Regions from separate parts of the Homo sapiens genome. Here all the other regions are linked to region 2. The links are chromatin loops, found by intact Hi-C in ENCODE. Cell type or tissue: endothelial cell of umbilical vein. All regions are shown on one strand. Each heading gives the region's core, and the rest is flanking DNA. Links, peaks and the distances in the headings are about the cores only.

What was found. Hi-C counts contacts between places; a loop is a spot of excess contacts. Peaks named below come from ENCODE experiments on the same cell type or tissue, not always from the same donor. Only the 100,000 strongest peaks of a DNase experiment are listed, where the experiment ranks them.
Region 1: a loop joins it to region 2, with 12 times the contacts of the local background. A loop is called at or near these places in 3 of 110 quality-filtered maps.
Region 3: a loop joins it to region 2, with 10 times the contacts of the local background. A loop is called at or near these places in 3 of 110 quality-filtered maps.

The regions. Positions count from the first base shown.
Region 1 is chr9:76,212,725-76,218,793 of GRCh38, forward strand. The region is part of intron 20 of PCSK5 (proprotein convertase subtilisin/kexin type 5); the gene reads left to right. Among named protein-coding and RNA genes, the nearest start is that of RFK, 180 kb to the right of the region's middle. In endothelial cell of umbilical vein, for the core only: no CTCF peak of the experiment used is centred there; DNase peaks (open chromatin) are centred at 2,587 and 3,637; H3K27me3 peaks cover 151 bases.
Region 2 is chr9:75,888,081-75,894,149 of GRCh38, forward strand. PCSK5 (proprotein convertase subtilisin/kexin type 5) reads left to right here and starts at 2,593. Exons shown (of 38, transcript NM_001372043.1): 1 at 2,593-3,293. The coding sequence starts at 3,102. In endothelial cell of umbilical vein, for the core only: a CTCF peak has its summit at 2,672 (motif pointing right); DNase peaks (open chromatin) are centred at 2,521 and 3,291; H3K4me3 peaks cover 3,043 bases; H3K27ac peaks cover 815 bases.
Region 3 is chr9:76,371,767-76,377,835 of GRCh38, forward strand. No RefSeq gene overlaps it. Among named protein-coding and RNA genes, the nearest start is that of RFK, 20 kb to the right of the region's middle. RefSeq lists a silencer at 5,554-5,814. In endothelial cell of umbilical vein, for the core only: no CTCF peak of the experiment used is centred there; a DNase peak (open chromatin) is centred at 3,605; H3K27ac peaks cover 1,534 bases.

The DNA.
Region 1 (6,069 bases), core at 626-5,625, 320 kb after region 2:
TGTTATATTCCAGACAAACCCTGTGCTAAGTGCCTTTAAATACTTTATCAAATTTAGTCATTACAACAACTTTCTGAGGTAGGGTTATTTTTATATTTTTTTGCACCTATGGAAACGAGGGTTAGAAAAGTTAAGTAGCAAGCCTAAAACACCACACAGCTAGAAAGTGGCAGAGCTGGAATATGGATCTGGCTTTCCCAGCTACTTATGTACCATAGTCCCTCCTGCAGAGCATTAAGGATCTTATCTGCCCCTCCTATATGTGACACTTTGAAGTTTCCAAAGCATTGTCACAAAGCTATCATTTGATCCTCCAAGTGGAGCAGAGAACTAGGCAGGACATGTATCATTGTCATTTCCACAGAAGTGACTAAGCCCCACGGGGTTTCACCGACCTACTCAAAACCATGCGTCCATGCCTTGGACTCAGATCTTCTCTCTTTTCATTATTCCCATAAATATCATTCTTTTTGTTCAGAGAAGCTGATTCTTCTGTAATGACCCATGTATAAAATTTCATGGGAGGCCAGATTTAGCCTACTACAAAGATATTTCAGATAGTTGAAGTTTTCCAAAAATGGAAGAGGAGGTAGTGAGTTCTTCTTCCTTTTCGGTATTCATTCAAACACTGAGCAGTCACTGGCTGGGCTAGAAAATCATTGAGGGAATTCAACCCATTCCCTGGGGACAGGGTAAATAAAGGCAGCTAGAGTAGATGAGCTCTAAAAGCCATCTGTCCCTGAGATCTGATGGCTCAATTTTCTGGGGACCACTCTGTCCTCACCATTTTGGTTGTAGTGGTTCCACTCCCTCACCCTGGCTTACTGCAGCCATCTCCTGGTTGATTTTCTGGACGCTGTCTTTCAATTCATTTAGTCTCCCTTGACCAGGGTGATCTTCACCAAAGTTGTGCCCAGCATAGACTTTATCTCTTTCTAAATCTTCAGTGACTCCCTTTGACCAGCTGTACCCACTTGATACCCCTCTAACTGATGTTCCGTTATCTGTCTACATCCTCCATCCAAGGTCATTTTTCATTTCTCTCGAACTCAGTTTCTACTTCAGTCAACCCAATCATTTGCCTGCTCCCAGAGACATCAGACTTATTCTACCTTCAACCCTTTGCTTTCCTTGTCTCTCTCTGAAACATTCTCCACTTTCCCTCCTGCCCACTTAACCACATCCTCCATTCTTTCATGCCCAAGGCAATCTGATTTGCAGTTCAACAAACAAAAAAATGGAATGAATTCCTCACACTTAGGAACAATCTTCCACTCATACAGTGAGGCCACGGAGACCCCAGAATAAGCAAGAGATGGCCCTGTCCTCGGGGAAGAGTATAATCAGAACCAGCTGCTCTGGACAAGACTTAGATTTGAACACTTGATTCTACATTGGCTAGTTTTCTTGATAGTTGATGTGAGCTGATTCTATCCCACAAAGGGTAGAAAGTGAGCCTTCTTCCAACACTCCACGCCCCATGCAAGAAAATGGTAGGCAAGCAAATAGTTCCAGATTACATGATTGAGGAGTCTAGGATTGCATGTTTGACTTTTTCCCCACATTCACTCACACACACACACGTGCACACACACACACATATGTGTGTGTGCACGCAGCCCACCAGTGATTTGAATTTCTAGGATATTGGAAGGGGGGTGCCATTTAAACATGAAATCTCATCTCTACTACTTTCTTGAAAAAGGGTATGTATAGCAAAACTCTGGTTAAAAGAGGAGAGTTTGGAGTCTGACTTCTTGGTTTAAGTCCCAGCTCTGGCAACAGCTAGGTGACCTTAACAGACCACTAATGTCTCATTGCCTCAACTTTCTCAACAACAACAACAAAAAGCAGGCCTTGGGGATGATTTAAAAAACAAGCAGTATACAATGCCTTTCTCCCAACAGGGTCAAGTTATTGTAAGGATCAAGTAAGTTAGTATTTGTGGAGCACTCCGAACAATTCCTAGCATATGGTAATCATGAAATAAGTGTTAGCTGTTCTTATTATTACTAATTCAGTGACCTTGGACAGACTGCTTACATTTCCTGAGCCTTGGTTTCCTCATCTGTAAGAGGAGAGCAATGCTCACCTCCATAAACTGGCTCTGAGAATTAAGTGTGAAAATATTGAGAAAGCTTTTCTAGAAAAGCTTCCCTTATCTTTGACCCAATGCCTGGACTTACGCTCCCCAAACAATACAACTACAACTTTCTCCTCTCCCTACTTCTTTAGCCATTTTGCAAGTCTATCATTCATGCTACTGTTGTAAGCTGGTTGTTTTTATTCCATAGAAAATGTTGGCCTCTGACAAATTCATCTTTAGAAAATTATAACCTAAATGACACTAGACAATTGCATAAGCCAAAGACTGTTCAAGTTCCCCAAGCCCACAGGCAGCTTTTCCACAGCCCATCCCTGCCCATTTTGGCAAACTGTGAACAGCAGAGAGAGGAATTGGCCTTCCCCAGGAAAATTTGGGGCCCCAGGCACATCATACCATGTAAAATCTGGTTAAGATAAATATCAAGAGCAGCCTTGAAAGCAAAAAGAAGTCACAGCAGGTCAGACAGCAGCCAGAGGGAGTTTGGGAAGGGGAGGAGGGCCTGAGTCACCAGCTCTGCCTGAGATGATCACTAGAATCGAGTTTCCAGGGAAAGGCAGGCTTCCTGAGCTGTGGATGCTAAGCCTGCCTGGTAGCTGCAGACCTAAGCCATGGGCTGGGCTAGGCTTTGAAGGCCCAGGACCCCCGATATGGGGCCCAGACTTGTTTCACTGGTTGCTTGTTCCCTAGAGATGCTGCTAAAGAGGCCACCAAGGGGAAAGTTACTTAACTAATTCAGGAAGGTGTGGTGGCCTCCAAGGGAGACGCTGAGGGCCTGCTTGGGGTGGGCTTGATAATAATGGAGAGTGGAGGCCAGGTGTGGTGGCTCATGCCTGTAATCCCAGCACTTTGGGAGACCAAGGCAGGCAGGCGATCCTTCTCTGTAAGGATCACCTGGGGTCAGGAGTGCAAGACCACCTGATTAACATGGTGAAACCCAGTCTCTACCAAAAATACAAAAATTAGCTGAGTGTGGTAGCACACACCTGTAGTCCCAGCTACTCAGAGGCTGAGGCAGGAGAATTGCTTGAACCTGGGAAGCAGAGGTTGCAGTAAGCCAAGATCACACCACTGCACTCCAGCCTGGGTGACAAAGCATGATTCTGTCTAAAAAAATTAAAAATTAAAACAAAAAAAAATGGGGACTGGAGTCAGACTCCAAGGGGGAGAGTTTGAAGGCACTGCAATCGGCTCTTCTACCAGAGGGACTGAATTGTTCTAGAGGCCACATAGACTTTCTAGAGCTACAATGTTTCTAGCAAAGTCAGAGGTTTTTTGCAAGCTCCTCCTCTGTCCTCTACATGACTCCGCAGGACTTCTCTGTAGGACTAGGCTGAGAAGGCAAGTTCTCAGGTCCATATGGTGGAGGGAGACAGAGGCTACAATGCCACTGGTGGAACCCGGCGCTCTACAGCATAGATGGGGTAGAGAGAAGCATGTAGAGCCTTGAAAGGAGATATCAAGGCATTCAGGAAAGGAAAAAAGAGCAAGAATGCATTGAGTCATACCACTCTGAAATGTTTTGATGAGTCAAGCATCCTCTCATGATGTTATTAATGTCAAAGAAACAATTCCTTGGGTTTATATTGAGGTTGCACAAGTTAGCTCACAACCAATTCCTGACCACTGTGCTAAGAGCTGGGTGAAGATCAGTGAGTGTCACAAACAATATTATATTACTCTCAAGAGCTTCCTCCATAAGGCAACAAGAAGGATAATATTAAGCAATAGAGGAAGAGCTGACCTGCCTTTCTGTCCAATATTGGTTTAAGATGCCCACAATTTTTTAGGAAGTGAATTGTTCTAGAACTGTAGATTTAGTATTGGGGGTCAAAGGGAAGGGGGCTGCCATTTCCTGAATAGAACTTTGGTGCCAAATAGAACCATGCCTGGTTGACTTCTTAAAAGTAATACAATGGTTAATACAATTGGAGTCTGTTTTCTTAAGGGGTCCCTGAAGAGTTGTGGAGAAGAAATCCTTTTGAAATATTTTGTGTATACTTACTACGCATTTCTTTTTTTGTTTGTTTTTGAGATGGCGTCTCGCTGTCACCCAGGCTGGAGTGCAATGGTGCAATTTTGGCTCACTGCAACCTCCATCTCCCGGGTTCAAGCAATTCGACTGCCTCAGCCTCCCAAGTAGCTGGGACTACAGGCATGCGCCACCACTCCTGGCTAATTTTTTGTATTTAGTAGAGATGGAGTTTCACCATGTTGGCCAGGCTGGTCTCAGATCCACCTGCCTCAGCCTCCCAAAGTGCTGGGGTTACAGGCGTGAGCCACCACCATTACTATTACCCAGCCATTACTATGCACTTCTAAATCAACCACAGTATGAGAAGGAATAATATTACCTGATATTAGGCAGGAGACAAACAGGAACTAGCAAAGTTTGGAGCAATTGAACTCATTTTATAAAGCTGAAGAGAGATTAAGTACATTATTCAAAGCCACCAGACAATAAGAAGTGAGTTGAGCGTTGAGTGTTTCTAAAGGTCTCTCTGGTGTTTGCTCTCTGGTGTTGCTTATCTGAGGGACCCAGTTTTACTCACTGGAGTAGCAACAGCTGAAAATTATTGAGTGCTTACTAGTGTGCCAGTATGTTTCAAAGCACATTTCATGTGTTAACTAATTTAATCCATCTGGCCATTTTCTTAGCTGTGATTATCACCATTTTACAGATGAGCTGACTGAGGCTCAGAGAGGTTATGGAACTTGCCCAAGGTTACACATGTAGCCAAGACAGGGCTGAGGTTCACATCTAGGACACCTGGTTCCAGATATAGGCACTTCAGTTCCCCACCTCTTGGGGGAAGGCATGCTTCCAAGTGGGGAGAAGATAGCTCATCGTCATCCGAGCACACAGTGGGAATGAGAGGAATCTCAAAAAGGAGAAAGAGCCATCCTCTCTACTGTGGAACCAGTGAGGTTCTAGTCCTGGATTCCACACTCTGGACAGCCTAAAGCTCTGATAGGATGCAAACCACGGGGAAGGACGTTAGTAGGCAAGGAAACACCTGAGCTCTCTGACACCTGGATTTGGAAGCCTCCTGCCCCTCCACACCACATTCCCCACCCCCATCCATACAAACGCCGCTGCCCTCACTTTCATTCTCATCTGTTTATGTGCTCCACCTCAATGAGGTGGGAAGGACTGTACAATGTGTCCTGATACCTGCCAAGTAGGGGAGCCCCCACCCACTCAGTGAAGAAGCAGGTACAGCCCAAGTGCAGTGAGCAGTCCATAGGGGGACCAAGGATCCCAAGTTCTGAACCTGACTTGATGAAACTCTGCTGGGGAAAAGCCCCATCTGATGGAGATTCACCTATTTCTGACCGACTTTGACCTCAGCAGCCTAAGAAGGGCACAGCCATGGCTCTGGAATTTTCCACAGCACAGTGCAGGAAAAGCTGGCTTTGTTTGGTATAGGGAGGCTGTCTCCAGGCGATGCTAATAATAAAAAAAAGAACGTGTGTAGGTTGCATCTGAAGCCCAATTGCTTTGCAAGGTCATTGTGCTTGGTCTGGAGGGTCATTAATTTTAGCTGCCTCATTGCCACCCACATATGCAACCAATACATTCCTCAGGGGCAGGAGAAAAAGCACAATTTGGGATCCAGTCTGACCAGGGTTTAGATGATGTTCACACAGGATTAACATTCTGGTGCTTAAATTCCTTGATCAAATGGAGCTGAGACCCCTAACTACCCTACATTATTATCTAATATTTAATGAGATAACACAATTAAAGAAACAGAATCATAACTAACCTCTGTCATCCATTCTTCTGGTGCTGTAGGTCTGTTTTCTCATTTGATCCCCACCACATCCTATGAGAGAGAGAGAGAGTATTATCCACATTTACAGAAGAGGAATGTCCGGGAAATATGTGATTTGATTAATTTCACACAGCTGGAGAAGGAAGGGACCCAAAAATGTAACCCAGGACGGGATGACTCCAAAAT
Region 2 (6,069 bases), core at 699-5,698:
CTAAACAATTAACAGCTCCAGAGTCCCAGAGAGAAACCCGTACGGCATCCTTCAAACTTGTTACAAAGTACCTTATGTAGTGGCAACCCTTCTGTGGATCACGGTGAGACAGGTCCTTCCTCCTACCTGAAATGCCCACAATTCTGAATTAAAAAAAAAAAAAGAGAGATTGACTGTCCCTTATATGTGTATTGAGATGTGGACCTTGACTGAAGTCTTATCCCATCTGAAATTTACCATCTTCAAGAGGGGTAATCCAATGTCCCTATGCATAGATGCAGATTGTCAGAGTTAACAGTGTTGTAATAGATTGTGAGCTTTCGGACTCCATGGCTAGGGAAGCAGGAAGAGATGTGTCTACAGGGACTGGCTAGCAGGGAGACTGTACCAAAACTCTAAAGCACAAGCATAGTGCTTATGTTTTCCTCTTAAAAATAATAATAATAGGGCCGGGAGCGGTGGCTCACGCCTGTAATCCTAGAACTTTGGGAGGCCGAGGCGGGCGGATCACAAGGTCAGGAGATCGAGACCATCCTGGCTAACACAGTGAAACCCCGTCTCTACTGAAAATACAAAAAAATTAGCCAGGCCTGGTGGCGGGCGCCTGTAGTCCCAGCTGCTCGGGAGGCTGAGGCAGGAGAATGGCGTGAACCCGGGAGGCGGAGCTTGCGGTGAGCCGAGATCGCGCCACTGCACTCCAGCCTGGGCAACAGAGCGACACTCCGTCTCAAAAAAATAAATAAATAAATAATAATAATAATAATAATAATAATAGGACGGGCATGGTGGATCATGCCTGTAATCCCAGCACTTTGCGAGGCCAAGGCAGGCAGAGCATTTGAGATCAGGAGTTCGAGACCAGCCAACCCTGTCTCTACTAAAAATACAAAAATTAGCCAGCCTGTAATCCCAGCTACTCGGGGAGGCTGAGGCAGGAGAATCGCTTGAATCCGGGAGGCGAAGGCTGCAGTGAGCCAAGATCACACCACTGCACTCCAGCCTGGGCGACAGAGCGAGACTCTGTCTCAAAAATACATACATACATACATACATACATACATACATACATACATACATACATACCTTCAATAATAAACCACATTTACTCTACAGTATTCAGAGATTCTGAATTCCACTAATTTTTTGTGCCTCCCCCTTCCCCTTTCTCCAGTGTACAGCACAATTCATTGCACATGCTAGGTGCTCAAAACAGATGTGTTGAATCAGTCAAATAAATAAACGAATAAAATACATACACTTCTGCACATGTTTTAGTTCTTCTGATCTTCTATTTCTTCAGCTATAATGTGGGGATGATGTTATTTTGTGGGTTTGTTTTCAAGATTAAATAATATAGCATACCTTATACAATATGTAAAATGTCAAATGCTATGCTCAAAGGTACTAGTGGAATTTTAAGTCTGCAGGTATCTTTCAGATTTTAAAAAATCAGTACCAAAAGCTATAGGTGGGATGAGTTAATTAATCTCAAACACATTTAAATTAACAGGAAGAAAGAAATAGGGCATGGTAGGAGGAGAGAAAGGAGGACAGTTAGGGATATAGTGAATACTTTTAAAGTCAGTTGAATTATTTCATACGGGATAATTTTTCTTGTCACAGTAAATCACCCTGTGCCCCACCCCCGCTCCAGGAAGGCAGGGAGGTTGTAAAGGAGAAGCGAGAAGAGGGTTAATTTGAGCTCCCTCCTGCCTGCTGCAGTCACAGTGCATGATAGAGTAATGAAGGTGACGCCGCCACATATCTCATCTGAACTTCCTCTGTGGTCTTTTTCATATTAAAGTCTTTCACTGTTACAGGACTGTGCTTGGAAAAGTTGGGAAACTTTTCCCTTGGTGGAGAAAAAGAAGCCCTCGTCAGACGCAATCCAACAAATGAATGGAGTTATTTCCTTGGCCCAACATGTCCATCCACTAGCACACCAAATATTCATAGAAACATCTTTCCTCACTTCCAAGGCCGGAATTGTACTCTCCCGTGGCGTTGCCTAGTATCGCAGATTTCGAAAGTGAGCAGGCAACAGACTTGGCTTTCGAGCCAATTCTAGGAGTCGATGCGACTTACTGTCCTGTGTGGTAGCTTCTCCCGGGAGCAGAAAGTGTAAAATAAACAGCTGCTGAAAAGCATGAAGAATTAACGAAGTGAAAATCTCGAGTTATTTGTTCGGCAATTGACACGTAAGTGACCTCCTTAAATGCCTAGTTATTTAAGGACGTTTAGAACGAGGATGAATGAATCTTCAGGGCGGTTAATTCGCACCGGCGTGTAAATTTCTTTAGTCTTTCGGGAAGTGGCGGTAAATTCATACAAATCCAGCAGGGAGGGAAGAGAAGGGAGTAAAACCACGATCTCGGAGCGCTCTTCTCAGTCCTTTGGAAAGACTTGCCTTTACTGCCCGGAACCCTGGAGGTTACAGCTGGGCGAACCCGGAGGCGCTAGGACCTCGTCAGCGCCTGGCTGCGGCCGCTTTCAAGAGGGCGGAGGAGGGAGAGGAGGAGGGCGATGTGGGAAAGGAGGGGTGTTAAGGGGGGCGGGGGAAGTCATTTATGCAGAGCAGGAGCTGCTGCCATTGCCACTCAGAATCCTCGCGCGCTGCTCGGAGCCGGAGGGAGCGCTGGGAGCGAGCAAGCGAGCGTTTGGAGCCCGGGCCAGCAGAGGGGGCGCCCGGTCGCTGCCTGTACCGCTCCCGCTGGTCATCTCCGCCGCGCTCGGGGGCCCCGGGAGGAGCGAGACCGAGTCGGAGAGTCCGGGAGCCAAGCCGGGCGAAACCCAACTGCGGAGGACGCCCGCCCCACTCAGCCTCCTCCTGCGTCCGAGCCGGGGAGCATCGCCGAGCGCCCCACGGGCCGGAGAGCTGGGAGCACAGGTCCCGGCAGCCCCAGGGATGGTCTAGGAGCCGGCGTAAGGCTCGCTGCTCTGCTCCCTGCCGGGGCTAGCCGCCTCCTGCCGATCGCCCGGGGCTGCGAGCTGCGGCGGCCCGGGGCTGCTCGCCGGGCGGCGCAGGCCGGAGAAGTTAGTTGTGCGCGCCCTTAGTGCGCGGAACCAGCCAGCGAGCGAGGGAGCAGCGAGGCGCCGGGACCATGGGCTGGGGGAGCCGCTGCTGCTGCCCGGGACGTTTGGACCTGCTGTGCGTGCTGGCGCTGCTCGGGGGCTGCCTGCTCCCCGTGTGTCGGACGCGCGTCTACACCAACCACTGGGCAGTCAAAATCGCCGGGGGCTTCCCGGAGGCCAACCGTATCGCCAGCAAGTACGGATTCATCAACATAGGACAGGTAACGAACTACAGGCTAGCCCAGCCCTCGGCCCTGAAGCCACTGGGGGCTTCTTGTCCCCTCTGCGTGGAACCCCCTCCCCCTCTTCCAGATGTGCTCTAGCAGCTGTTGCCCTAACTCTTGGGCGATGCTCTGTCTCCTGCGCGCGCGCGCGTACGCACACACACACACACACACACACACACACACACCCCAGAGTTGCCGGGTCCGTGTTTTGTTTACTTGTCTTTTCCAAGCCACGCGGGACTGGTAGGGTCTCGGGAAAAATCCAGAGTGCCCCCGTGGTGGCTTCAGAGACGGCTGGACCTTTTGACCTGAAAAGTCGAGTAGCACTAGTAATCTGAGGCAGTCTCAGAGAGGGTGATCGTGGGGAGAGGGGGAAATTAGGTCTTTTGGGGGATAGGGGGTGAGCGCGCCTCTGATGCCTGCGGGGAAGGGAAAGCCTTTCCTGCTCGGACCTGAATTTAGCCCAGAAAGAAGTTTCCTCTTGGGCGAGAGAACCTCTGGCGCTGGAGACTCCGGAGGCGCGGGGACTGGAGCTGGAAGGGAGGAGAAAGGAGGGGGAGGGAAGAGGGGGCCGGCCCCGGTGTGAGTGCAGATTTAGGGGAGACCTCTAGGCTTTCTCGCCTTAAGCGAGGTCCGCGTGGGGGCTCCCGGAAGGGAGTTGTAGTGGGGAGGTGGGAAACTTCCGAAACCGGCTGGCTGGGTTCCGCTCCGGGAAAACGAGGAGTCTTACCCCGGGACGGAAGGTGCCGGGCCGGGAGGTTGCGCCGTGGGGCGAGAGTTGGGCAGGCAGCAGGGGCGCGGGGTTTTTGTGGGGTGCCGCTCTCGGGCTTTTGGCAGAGCTCTCCTGCTAGGGAGAAATGCCCATAAACTAAGGTGATGCTATGAGGATGATTGGAAGCGTAACAGATTTGGAAGTACTCCGGGTTCAGTGGTCTTGGCTTTCTGGTTCTCTTCCCCCGACACCCCTGCGAGAAATGGGGGTAGAGAGGGCTATGAAAGTGGGTCCCAGAAAGTACCCCCCTCCACATACACACCGCAAGCATCTTTGGGGTTGGCCGGAGGGGCGGGCCCTGGCTGGGCTCAGGCGAGAATCCGCTGGAATGGGAGGTGAGGATGATGGATGGCGCCTTTCCAGCAGGCGCGCTTTGGGGACTGCCCGGGGTGCACGCACCCTGCGTGCTCTGCCAGGGGGAAGGGAGAGGGAGGTGCTGGCTGGTGCCGGCGGAGTGGGAGAGTACGGACAGTTTCTGAGGCCATTGCGTTCCACGCCCAGGAACCCGGGGACACCCCCCGCCCCTCCTCCCCGCCGCCTGGGGGATGCGGCACCTGGAGAGGAGGCAGAGCTGCTGTCGCCGCGTTTAGAAGGAGCTGGGGAGTGCGGGGAGTGTTCAGAGGAGCAAGAGCACAAGATCTTGCTCTTTGCCCGCCCAGAGGGAGGACATATTCCAGAGAAGCCAGCCCTGTGGAGAACTGAGACTAGGGCAAGGGGCACGGTTTGTATTCCCTCCTGCCCCTGGAACTAAGGAAGTAAGGGAAGCCAGCCAGATTTTGTTGCTTGAGTGACTGTTATCTGCGGAAGATTTCCATTCTAAAGGCTCGTTGGGATTCTACTGGCTTCTTTTTCTCTGGAAGAAAACACTGAGTCCGTTCAGGTCTTTTTACATGAACTTAAAGTTGGGCACTGCCTATGCCCTGGGAATGGAACTGGGGAGGCTAGCACTGAAAGTAGCTAGTACTATTAATCTTTCCAGAGATTCATCTCGGGTTCTGCTAACATTGAACATCTCACACATGACCAGGCATTTTTGGAGGAATAAATTCTTGAACATACCCTTCTTTCTTAATCTCAAAACAACCTTGTTTGGTGAATATTACCTCACACACAGGAGATGAGGAAACCGAGACCAGCTAGACAGTGGCAAAGCAGTGATTCAGACCTGCTACTCTGACTGTTGCAGGCCCAGTCCCCCATGGATCCTGCCTTTTAGGGAACCCTTCCATGCCATGATGAAGGAGGAAGGAAGTAAAATCTCCATTTCCTTGAATTCTGATTTAATGGCTCAGTAGGCTGGAAGCAAATATCTGGTCTCAGTTCACAGATATTTAGTTCAAACGCACCTAGCTTTCTTGACTTTAACAAGGGCAGAAACAGCTGTTACCTTTCTGAATTAATTGAGCAGAACTGGTATATGACAGAATCTGGCATAGCGAGATGGGAGAAATTGTCACCAAATCCACTTTTGAACAAGCAAACATTGCAATGTCCTGCAACCTCTGCTTGACTATTTACAAAAGGCCTTATAGTGAAGATTCATGGCTTCTCATTAAAAATAATAATGCTAAGAAAGTTTACATACAAATAACACCAAGGATGATTTATTGTGGTTTTACAGCGCCAATGAGGAAATTTAGTGCTTATAGAGGTTACAGAGGACCCCTTGAACCAGTGTAAAAAGATCAGCTATTCTACAGTGGAGAGCATTTCCTCTGTAGATCAAAGGAGCTTAAGCCTATGCTAAGTCTTTGGGGTGGTAAATGGAGTTCACACGTGCAATATCATTGCACTGTACAGGCCAAATGTATTTCTTATTCATCCTTTACTGCTCTGACCTTTCAACACTTTAGACATCCTTTTGTTATTCTTTCCATCAGTAAACCAGCTGTGGATCAGCTGAGGGCAGTAACTAATTTGCAGATGCGTCTGGAATGTTCTGTTTTTTACCCATTTGGGCTTGGGGTCTCATCTTACGTGTTGCAAATTGGAACTGAA
Region 3 (6,069 bases), core at 628-5,627, 480 kb after region 2:
GCACAGTGGCTTACGCCTGTAATCCCAGCACTTTGGGAGGCTGCGGTGGGTGGATCACTCGAGGTCAGGAGTTCAAGACCAGCCTGGCTAACATGGTCAAACCCCATGTCTACTAAAAATACAAAACTTAGCTGAGCATGGTGGTGCATGCCTGTAATCCCAGCTACTTGGGTGGCTGAGGCATAAGAATCACTTGAACCTGGAAAGCGGAGGTTGCAGTGAGCTGAGATCATACTGCTGCATTCCAGCCTAGGCAAGGAAGTGAGACTCTGTCTTAAAAACAAAAAGAGATAAACCTCAGTAGGTGATGCCATGATTAGATTTATCATTCCTATACAGTATTTATGTTTATATAGAGGGCTTGGCATAACAGAAACATCATGAGTTTGGGTGGGAGCCAAAGATTCCTAGGATGGAATTTCAGTTCTGACATTTGCTGATGTGGAATCTTGGGCAAGTTACTAAACTTCTGATTCTCTGTTACATGTGGAAAACTTGCATTCCTGACCTCCCAAGGTTGCTGTGAGGAATGAGATCCCACCATCAATACTCCTGGTATGCAGAAGGGGTTCAATAATTGTTAATTTTCCCTCACCCCTCCCATATCATTTTAGTAGCTGTGTAGCTTGTTAATAATCTTCCTTCTGTGAATCTGTTTTGACAGGATTTGTGAAGCAAGATTACATAAGAGAGAGAAAAGTAGATTTGACTTCTCTATAAACTTAATCTGGAACCAAAGACACACCCACTCAGCTCTTTTTAACAAGACCTTCCTTTTTTCCTCCAAAAAGCAATTACACTCTAATGAGTGGTTTTAAGTAACTAGATCATTAACTGGATTTTCTAACTTGATTTCTCAGCAGACAGAGAAACAAAAGGACTGCTCTTTCAGAAACCCAAAGTGATTTGCTTCTGAACCAGGAGAAAATAAAATACATTCTTGACTCAAGTCATCAAGTTTTGGTTAAAGGGCCAGAAGATCTATAAATACACTGGCCAAGTACTTGACCTCTGGTGAAATGTTTTTATCTCCCCTACAGCTTTTCCCTCTCCATAAAGCAACCATAGCTGCATCCCAGCAGGATAGTCTCTTGATAGAAATCCCATTTATACCTTGATCATCTAAAAGAATGCATGCTTCTACAATGAACCTCTCCTTTCTCTCCAAGTTGTGAAAAACTTGAATGTTCGAGTTTGGCTGCAATGCCACAGGTAATCTTAGGAGTATGCTGAGGACATTGGAAAAGGAGGGAGAACAATGATCCAGTCTTTCTTCTAGGTCAATTTTACTTTGAATGCATGGAGAAAACCCCTTAAGATGCAGGATTTGAAGAGTGCCCTGAGAAAAGAGTTGGAAAAGTGAGCATATCTGCACCACAGAGGTGAAAAGTCATGAAGGCATCCTTCTTTGTCTCATTCTGTCCTCAAATGGCTGTGAGTTAGGGACAAAGTTGCAATAGATTGTGTTCCCGCAGGGAAATTCAGCCAGCCAGTGCCTTGCCAAAAGCAGCAGCAGCCTGGACTTTAGACTTCAGATCAGAACCGTAGTTGTGCAACTGGGGCAGGCAGAGTCAAGAGATTAGGTCAGACAACCAGGTGGAAGCAAATCAGAAACCACAGACTGGGTGTTGCCGGGTTGTCAAAAGGTTGTATTTGGTCTGGATTTGAGAGTCTAGGTCTCAGGCCAACAAGCTTATAAAGGTGGCTTAAACCCTGTTTTCAGTATTGATCTGTTGCTTTAAAAAACAAAAAGGGACACAGAAACCAAATCAAACTGCTAATCAAGAAGTGATGAGTCAAAGGCAGAATCCTTGACAAAGGAGTTCTCAGCTGGACTCTATGATGTATATCCCTGGGCTGTGAGCAACCATGAGGGATCTTTGTGACTGATGCTCTAAGTTGCTCCAAGAACAATGTCTCTCTCTTCCTTGGCTTGTGATTGGAATTTTTATTCCGCATGATCCCTTTGGCTAAACTCCACACTGAGTCCTTTATTGACTTTGTAACTTCCTTTGCAGCACAGCTGTGTAACATCTGGATAATTTTTTGTCCTGTTTTTCTGCTGATTTTCACTTTTAAAGAGATGTTTGCCTATCAAATCAATTTAATCTCCTATAGATGGGTTTCTGATTACCTTAAATAGACTTGTCTCCTGACATTTGTTCGTGAGGGTTAAAGATTATGCACATGAAAGTCTGTCATAAACTATAAGTTGCTACACCAATGTAATTATTTCCTTGTTCACCTGTTATCTGTCCTAGGTAGGCATGCGCCACTTATACTGCAGAAACTGGGAGAAATCAAACAATATTCTCAGACCAACCATCTGGATTTGGCTTCTCAGAAAACGAATGAAGTCAATTGGTAGTGGCAACATAATTTGTGGTGTCCAGTGTAAAAATATTACAAATTTCAAGATGGCAGCAGCAGCACATGGGACCCATATAAGCACCAGGCCCTGGTCAGGCATGGTGGTGCACACCTGTAGTCCCAACATTCTGGGAGGCTGAGGTGGGCGGATCCCTTGAGCTCAGGAGTTCAAGACCAGCCTGGGCAACATGGTGAAATCCCGTCTCTACAAAAACTACAAAAATTAACTGGATGGGATGGTGGGCACCTGTAGCCCCAGCTATTTGTGAGGCTGAGGTGGGAGGATCCTTTGAGCCCAGGAGGTCAAGGCTGCAGTGAGTCGAGATTGTGCCACTGCACTCCAGCCTAGGTGACAAAGTGAGACCCTGTCTCAAAAACTAAAAATAAGCATGAGGCCCTGTGTTGTTGATTGGCCACAGGGCACACCCACAGAGCTGACCCTGATATTCAATATACTCACAGCACTGATCAGCTTGCAAAATGCATCAGCTACTGCATCTACCTCCACCCACAAGTGGATCAAAGAATTTAGATACCAAACTCACCCTGCCTGACCTCCCTGGGCTGTGGTAGCTTTGAGGGGAGGAGAACAGCTCTTTAAGATCTACAAATCATGTAAGCACTGAGGAAGATGGCTTGATATGGAAGGGGAAGAATTTCAGACATGAAAAGCTTAATTAAAAGCAAGCTGGTCTTCAAGTCCAGGATATCTTCATTCCCATTTCAGCTCCACGTGACACTGGCCAACTCATTTGACATAATATATACGGGTATGCATTGTGCGTTATAAACGTGTAAACGCACATGACAATTAAGTGTCAATTTTTACTGTTGCCCTTTCTAATGGTAGTTCTTGGCCCTTTTAGGAGACGCGCCCACATTCTGACCCTGGGCCGCACTAGTGTTGTCACTCTACAGCCTACAGCTCTATACTCTTTCCAAAGCAAGGTTAGGGATGGCTTTATTGTCCCAAATCACAAATCACCCTTTTTTTTTTTCCATTTCTTCTCTGGTTCTTACTCCCTCTGTGCTAAAAAAAACAAAAACAAAAACAAAAACAAAACCACCCTGTCAATTGGTTAATTTCCCATGCAACCTGCTTGGAAGTCTGCAATGCTTTGAACAGCAGGGTGTGGGAGGAAGTGTTGGCCCTACTCACCCTGCCTGACCTCCCTGGGCTGTGACGTCAGAGCTCTGTTTACATAGCTGAGGGACTGGGAATGCTGGAGTGGAGGAAGGAGGTGATGAATGATTCAGGAGGACACACAACATCCCTGCTTTTCTTTCCTGCTGGCTTCTCAGCTGCTCCAAGCAGCAAAGAGAGAAGAAATCGTAAGATTCTGCTCTGTCATTTGGAGCCATCTGTTTCCTTTCTTTTTCCTTCCCTAGAAACTTTTTTCAATAAACAGTATAAAGGAGACACCAGAGGATGTCTACAAGAGCAAATTCATCTTTCTTCAAATGTAGACTTTTGGAAACCTTTGGCATTTACAGAAAAAGTCTCCGATGCTGCTGTTCTTTCCTCCACATCTCAAATGTACTAGAAAAGATGACATGCTTTGGAAGGCCAAGGTGGGCAGATCACCTGAGGTCGGGAGTTTGAGACCAGCCTGACCAACGTGGAGAAACCCCGTCTCTACTAAAAATACAAAAAATTAGGCGGGCGTGGTGGTGTGTGCCTGTAATCCCAGCTACTCGGGAGGCTGAGGCAGGAGAATTGCTTGAACCGGGGAGACGGAGGTTGTGGTGAGCTGAGATCGCACCATTGCACTCCAGCTTGGGCAACAAGAGATAAACTCCATCTCAAAAAAGAAAAGAAAAGAAAAGATGACATGATAAGAGGCTCCCTTATTTACTGCATCTGGCTGAGGTAAAGAGAGCTAATGATTCCTTCCAACAAAATGCACTCAATATATATTTTCTAGAGGCCAGGTGTGGTGGCTCACACCTGTAATCCCAGCACTTTGGGAGACTGAGCTGGGAGGATTGCTTGAGTCCAGGCATTCGAAACCAGCTGAGTAACATAGGGAGATCCCATCTTTACAAAAAAATTAAAAACTAGCTAAGCATGGTGGTGCACACCTGTGGTCCCAGCTACTTGGGAGGCTGAGGTGGGAGGATCGCTTGAGTTCAGGAGTTGGAGGCTGTAGTGAGCTACAATCCCACCACTGCACTCCAGTCTGGGTGACAGAGCAAGACCTTGTCTCTTAAACAAACAAACAAACAAACATCTATTCCCTAGGGACCTACAATATGCCAGGCACCACATGGGGGTGATGAAGATAAAGTCAAATAAATTGGAATTTCTTTTGGAGACTGTATGTTCTTCAAGGTCAGGGATATTATTTTATTCCACTCTGTACCCCTAGCACATAGCAGAATGCCAGCATACAATAGCTACTCCATAAATATTTAAGGAGTATGTATTTGCTCACAGAAATCATTGTCTTGACCTGAACAAAACTGGACTGTGCACATAATTTAGGGAAGAATTTACTGTGTCTTTAAAATCACATTGTTATCTTTGGCCATGATAAAAAAAAATCTCCAGCACCACAAAAACAATTGGCATTTGTGAAGCACATACTGTTTTTTAGGTACCATTAGAAGCACTTTGCATGGATCAGATAGTTTCATCCTTTTAATCATCCTAACAACCCTATGAGGTAGGCACTATTGTTATCCGGGTTTTATGGATAAGACACTAAACCACAAAGAGGTAAAATAACTTGCCTGGCTCCAGAGGCCTTGATCTTGATCTCCCGTATTGCAGCTGCCTAATCCCTCCAAAACCAAGCACAGGGAGAACAAATTAAAACAGGAACTTTTCACTTTTTTGGACCACATTCACAGTAAAAAATAAAATTTACACCAACACTTATTTATAAAACTGAAGCAAAAGTTTCAGGAAACAATATTTATCCAACCAATATATTTTCCAATGCTTTCTAGTTTATTATTATTTTTTAAAAGATGACCAAAATCCACTAATTTGATCTCACAGTATATAGTTTGAGAAACTCTAGATTAGGGAAGAGAACCCAACCCTACGTGGCTGACTCTCAGCTTGCTGTGATGAAAACATATTCTCTTTCTGAACTTTCCCTTTTGGGGCAATTCAATTGCAATGTCTGTAGTATGCCCAATGCCTCCTTTAGCAGACTGCCTCCAAGAAGCATTTCAGACCCTGAGCTTCTGGAAGTCTTTCATCTGTCCCTCTTCTGGGTCACTTTACCTCTCCAGGCTGCCATCTTGAATGGAATCTTCTGCAAATATGACTCCAGTCATATCTGCAGACCTGGTCCATGGGAAGCATGCATCTTTGTCCACCCTCAACCCCCTACAGAGAGGATGAAAGTGCTGCCTTCTCTCTTCCTGCTGTGTTCTCTTGCCAATCCAGCCACAACTTCTCATACAATTCTTATGTCCCACCTCCTAAGCTAGGGGGACACAAGTCAAGCTCCCTGATTGATACTTAAAGGGGATATAGGCGGAGCACACTGATATCTCCAAAGGAATTCTTCCCCCCTCCCCTCTTCAACTCCACTCCCTTATAAATTGAAATTAGTTATGGGCAGAAAGGGTTTCACAATCTTTTAGCATGACCTGGATTTTCTAGGACTTGGAATGTGTATCAATTTGCATCTATCACGAAGATTTTACCCTGGGCAGCCTCTTCCAAAAGTATGAAGAAATGAA